Regions from separate parts of the Mus musculus genome. Here region 2 is linked to region 1. Evidence: chromatin loops called from intact Hi-C (ENCODE). Cell type or tissue: left cerebral cortex. All regions are shown on one strand. Each heading gives the region's core, and the rest is flanking DNA. Links, peaks and the distances in the headings are about the cores only.

Evidence for each region. Peaks named below come from ENCODE experiments on the same cell type or tissue, not always from the same donor. Only the 100,000 strongest peaks of a DNase experiment are listed, where the experiment ranks them.
Region 2: a loop joins it to region 1, with 3 times the contacts of the local background. A loop is called at or near these places in 5 of 42 quality-filtered maps.

Annotation. Positions count from the first base shown.
Region 1 is chr15:88,246,629-88,249,538 of GRCm38, reverse strand. All of the region lies in intron 5 of 4930445N06Rik (a long non-coding RNA gene), which reads left to right. Among named protein-coding and RNA genes, the nearest start is that of Gm41376, 30 kb to the right of the region's middle. In left cerebral cortex, for the core only: a CTCF peak has its summit at 1,110 (motif pointing right); DNase peaks (open chromatin) are centred at 1,134 and 1,852.
Region 2 is chr15:87,932,807-87,935,716 of GRCm38, reverse strand. All of the region lies in intron 11 of Gm35599 (a long non-coding RNA gene), which reads right to left. Among named protein-coding and RNA genes, the nearest start is that of Gm35711, 120 kb to the right of the region's middle. In left cerebral cortex, for the core only: no CTCF peak of the experiment used is centred there; a DNase peak (open chromatin) is centred at 1,531.

The DNA of each region.
Region 1 (2,910 bases), core at 167-2,666:
GCTTGATGCAGGCTACGGTCACCAGAGAGGAAGGAGCCTCAGTTGAGGAAGTGCCTCCATGAGATCCAGTTGTAAAGCATTTTCTCAATTAGTGATCAATGGAGGAGGGCCCAGCCCATTATGGGTGGGATCATAACTGGGCTGATGGTCCTGGGTTCTATAAGAGAGCAGGCCGAGCAAGCCATGAGTTAGCAGTGCTCTTCCATGGCCTCTACACCAGCTCCTGCCTCCAGGTTCCAGCCTTGCTTGCGTTCCTGTCCTGACTTCCTCCAACGATGGACTGTGATCTCGAAGTGTAAACCAAATAAACACCTTTCCTCCCCAACTTGCTTTTTGGTCATGGTGTTTCGTGGCAGCCATAGAAATCCTAATGAAGACGTTCTCCTCCTACTTAAGCTTGTGACTTTTCCCTAAAATTTATCCCCAGTCTTCACTGGGCTGGTCTGTGGGAGAAACTGACCATGGTCTGTAGTCATCCTACAGTGAACCTCCTTGTCAAAGATAACAACTTCAATACCAAGGGCCATTCTGTTGGGTTCACTTGAACCCAGGCCTGCTTCCCAGGACTGTCTGTGGTGGCTTATCCTCTGAAGCCAAACTCCACTCCCAAGGCATAGCAAAACCCTAAGCCACCATCCAATTTGCCACGGTCACATGGTAAAGAGGCAGCCACTCTCAGAGCTTATTATATGTCTCCATCCTGTCAGACCGATTCTCTTTCTCAGCCCTCGCTGCCCCCTACCTTCTCCACAATTCTTTCCTGACTTCCATGCCTAGAGGCCCATGACTCACCCACCATAGATTACGGTGGCCCCCACAGCCTGGTCTGCGCTTGGCCAGTGCCTTCAGCAGCTTGCATTCACAGTAGATTGTGCCCATCCCAAGTCTCCTGCTCTAGGTTGGGAACTCCCAGATTGAACTCGGATAAAACCCAAAAGGCGTAGCTGGGTCAGCGGAGAATGTTTGCTTCTCACAGCATGGTTGGCAACAAACCTACTGGACCTGTGTGAAAAACAATCCACCTCATGGTTGTTCAGGTCTGTCCAGGGCAAAGTTTTCCACAGCTCTACCCAGGGCTGGCAGGTCACAGAAGCAGAGGTGAGAGTGGACACCAGGGGGCGCTGTTGGACAGTTCTCGCAGAGCCTGGCAATTTAAGCTACCGTAGCAGCAGCAGGCTGGAATCAAGAGCTGGCAGCTCCCCGATGCTGTCAGATTTCGTTTTCTGGAAGTCGCTGGAAGTCCTGGGCTTGGGGGTAGTAAAAAGACATGCCAATGGTTGTGAGGGCCTTTTGCAAGCGTGGCTGGGTTCCTCTGGGCTGCACACTCTCCCCTCACGGGGAGCTGGCTGGTTGGAACCCTGGGTAGCACTTGAAGACCTTGGCCTGCCTCCTACACACGCTCTGCTTGGAGGAGCAAGGAGAATTGAGGAAGACAGGCAGGTCACACAGCAAGACCAGGCTGAGGACTCTGGTCTCTGAGCAGCCACAGGCAAAAAGCGGGTTTGGAATTGCTGGTATACAACAGGTGGATCTTGTAGCGGAGGGACAGGAGGAAGCTGACCCTGGGCTCTCCGGGCTGGCCTCCTCCTGGGAGACAGACCATGGATCCACATGTACAGTGAGGCTGGGTTATAGGGTCCCCCGGTCTTGCCTGTGCTGCCTCCTGTAGCCTTCAATCTGGGGAGCCACACTGTTGGTAGGCCTGCTATGGCTATGGCTGCGGCTGCGGCTGCTGAGTATGGTCTTGAGGTGGCTCTCAGGGGTGAGCAAGGCGCTGGCTCAGAGGTCTGCTGTGCATCCCAGCTTCCAGGAGTCTTCAGGAAGGGAAGTGTTTGTGCCTCACAGTTTACAGAGGGTGGGCGTGGGCGTGGGCGTGGGTGGTGACCATGTTTCCATCTTCGTTCATGCTGTAAAGTCTCTATGACGTGAGGGAGGCCACAGGGAAGGTTTTCACAAGGATTAAGAGCATCCAAGCACTAGGACCTGAGAGGATCATGAGGGCCCATGAAGGCCTATTGTATCCCAGCAGTGGGTGGTACTCAAACTCTAGGCCTCAGTTTCCCTCAAGCCACTTGCTTGTCATTTGGACACCTCTCCTTTAGTGCTCTCTCTCTCTCACACCTTCTGCCAACTCCCCTGGGAAAGCCACACCCTTAGGCCCATCCTGGAAGGCATCACCATCTTCCTCACTTTGGGTTCTTGCCTCTCCCTTACCTCTGGGAGTGGGCTAACTAGAAAGATTCTGCCCATCCTGGGGCACACCTGCAACCAGGGTAGCCTCTCCTAGCTGCTCCTGTAGGGGCCATGAGCATCTGTGTATCCCTTCACCTGGCCTTGCTCTCTTCAGCCTACCTCAGCATCAGCTGCTGAGACCATCCAGCCACTGCCCCACCCACCTGACAAGAGGGACCTGGCTTATACCCCAGTCACTTTCTATCTCCCATCTTGCACACAACACTCTTCGAAGTTTGGTTTCTATTTCTAAAGTCTCCTCCCTTGGCACAGGTCTTATAGCTGTGGTCACCTGTTTCCTCCTGAGGTGTTCATTACTTTAAGAATTCCACCCCAAATCTATCTCTCTACCTTCCTCTGTCAGGTTAATTTGGCAGTTTAGATAGGAGTGTACTTATGAATGGGTATGTCTAAATAGACAGGTATATGTGTTGGTATGTATGGATAAATACAGAGGTATGTTTGTATATGTGTTGGGGCACATGTGAATGCATGCCTGTGTGTGTATACACATAGATGCATGCTGTGAGGAATACACAGGAATGCATGTTTACATGTATACAGACACGGGTACATGCATGTATACACATGTGGGTACATGCTTCTGTGCACTCCCACATGTGGGTACGTACTTGTGTATGCACAAATACGGTGCATGTTTCTCTTTTTAATATCACA
Region 2 (2,910 bases), core at 288-2,787, 310 kb after region 1:
ATGTCCCAGATAGGAAAAGAGATGGTAGAAACCAAGCCTGCGTGTGGCTGCCCTAGCCATGGGGCCCACAACACTTCCTCATACCAGCCGAGGAGCTCAGTCCAGGCAGGTTGGAGGAACCATACCATGTTCACTGGTGTGAGGGTTAATTTCTGCCTCCCCCATGTGATACTGGGTTCCATTTTATCACCATCATAAGCTACATCGCAGACCAGGACTCTTGGGATATGCTTGTGGTTTGAGCATGGACCACCGTGATGAAGCACTCCTGATATCTCAGGGATGCAATTGGCCTGACTTCTGGACCCTTAGGATCCTTCACCTATAAGATGAGGTACGAGATGCTGTGCATATTTGTCCATGACAGAGTATCTACAGAGGATGGACTGATGGCAGAGGCAATCACATTGCAGAAAAGCAAAGTGCTGCTTCTGGAGGGGGTGTGCACAGAGGCAGAGCAGGGTAGACGGCCACATTGACACATACCTTCTCCCCCCTCCAGAGCACACAAGGGAGGCATGGCATCAGCCCACACAAGCGATCTGAACTCTGGCCCCATCCTGTTTCCTTCTGAGCTCACCTCAGCACTGAAGTTCCCCAAACCTTACTTATGATGCACCCACCAGACATGAAGCCCCAGAACAGAGCATGGCATCGAGGACTCAGACAGAGGTAGGAGGTCATACTCAGAGAGGTGGCATAGTGCACACACAAGGAGACCAAGGAGAGGGGAGGAACAGAGCAAAACAGGCTCAGAAGAGCCTGAAGATTACATCACCATGGAGATGCCAACATCTAATACCCACTCACACTCTAATTCTCTCTCTCTCTCTCTCTCTCTCTCTCTCTCTCTCTCTCTCTCTCTCTCTGTGTGTGTGTGTATATGTGTGTGTCTGTCTGTCTCTGTCTCTCTCTATATATCTCTCTATATATCTCTTTCTGTCTCTCTCTCTGTGTATCTCTCTCTCCCTCTCTCTCTCTCTGTGTGTCTCTCTGTGTGTCTCTCTCTGTGTTTCTCTCTCTCTGTCTTTCGCTCCGTCTCTCTCTTTTTCTGTGTGTGTATGTGTGTGTCTGTCTCTCTCTGTCTCTCTGTCTCTCTGTCTCTCTCTCTCTCTGTGTCTCTGTCTCTGTCTCTGTTTTACTAAATAGGAGAATATCAATACCTACACTTGACTCTGTGTGACTCTGCACTTTTATTATGCATGTAAGTTTTGAGTCTCTTTACCTTCACACAACCAAGTCTGAGTCTTACCCACATTTCTCAGGTCTCAGCCTCACACAATCTCATGGCTCCTGAGTCTCCAGCCACCCCTCTCTGGGTTGGGAAAGCTCTGTTCCCGAAGGCTGTGGCACTCCCTTACTGGCCTTGTCCCCAGGCCTTGCCCTGTGTCATACTTAAGACCTCAAACTCCCTTGCTCCTATTTCAAAGGGATGGATGCTCAGGATGGGAGGCCTGGCTGGTGGTTTGGGCTACTTTTAGCACAAACATTTGCAGAGAGCTTTTCCAGCAGCAGTTAGAGGGCACCCCGCAGCCACAGCAGGCTCTCTTTTCTTGCCTCTCTTGGAAACTTGTTTCTTCTTAGTAACAGAATTTGCATTTTCTGGCTACCTGTGACTGTAAGTCTGCATATGTACTTCGGCCATTTGGGGGTTTTCTAAGTTGCTATCCGTATGCCTTGCTAGCTAGTGCTGTTTTACATTATTTTTCTTTTTAACACAGTCAGTGAGAAGCACTAGTACTGAGCCACAGCTACAGCTTTAAACTCTCCCTTGATTATCCATCTCAGGAGCAGGGGCCTGGCCTTTTGGCCAGACATTCGTTCAAATGGAGTAACTTGTTTCCTGCCGTGATTTTTGATGGTTTCCTGGTTGTCAGTGTTGGTTGTAAACACTCATCCAAACCAAGGCGATACCTGAACTCAGCTTCCTTTGCAGATTTGATTCTGTGATGATCTCATAGTTGATGTTTAAAGTGCACACTGATCTCTGGGTCATGGACTAGAAACACGGGTTTCCCTGAGGTCCTCTCCAAAGCCCATCCCTGGCCAGACAGTTCCCTCCTTTCTTGGGCCTTGTTCTAGCCACAACTCTCCAGCCTCTCAGGCAAGTGCTGTTGCTATTGTGACAGGCATGTACTTCGTCATATGGATGTAAGACACTCTTAGCCAAATTAAACAAACGCAAATGCACTGGAATTTTGGGAGGAGGCAAATCTATTTTTCACTTCAAAAAGAATGGGTGTTTCTTGTTGTCCTTTGCCTTTCCATCCAAGCCGCAACTGAACCTGGCAGACAGCCAGTTCTGGTGTCTTTTCATCCTTTAGGAGGGTCTGAAGATTGTTCTCTGGGCAGCAGACTGTCTACTCTTGCAGCCCCTTCTTTGTAAGGGCTTATTTCTAGGGCTGGTCATGTGGTCAGTTGTCGTAGTCTACAAAGCGTGTGGATGGATGGTGGCTAGGAGGATTGCCCATCTAGGCAGATACAAGAAAGCAGACAATGACAGCCTTGAGTTAGGGACAGCTGTGGGCAGTCACCAAGGAGGGGACAGATCCCCTGAAGGATGTGGAGAGGCCCTGGGGACAGGCATCTGCATTCATGCAGGAGTGGAGAAATCAGCCACAAAGAAGGCTGATATGGAATCAGGGCATCAGCTAGTTGCTCAGAAAGACTGAAGAGCAAAGTGTTCCCTACCCCGCAGGCGGGCTATAGGTATGTATTCCTTCTGCCATCCATCCACCTACACTCAGTGAGAACGGAGGTGGGGTATCCTGGGCATATGTTGTATGAACCTAGAGACACATCTTCGAGGGAGGTATCTTGAGCATCCAGCCTCCTTTCTAGGAACGAAAGACTAGCCAATTGGGAGGCCACTCTTCTGCCTTTGTGGACACACAGTCCAGAGAACCAGAG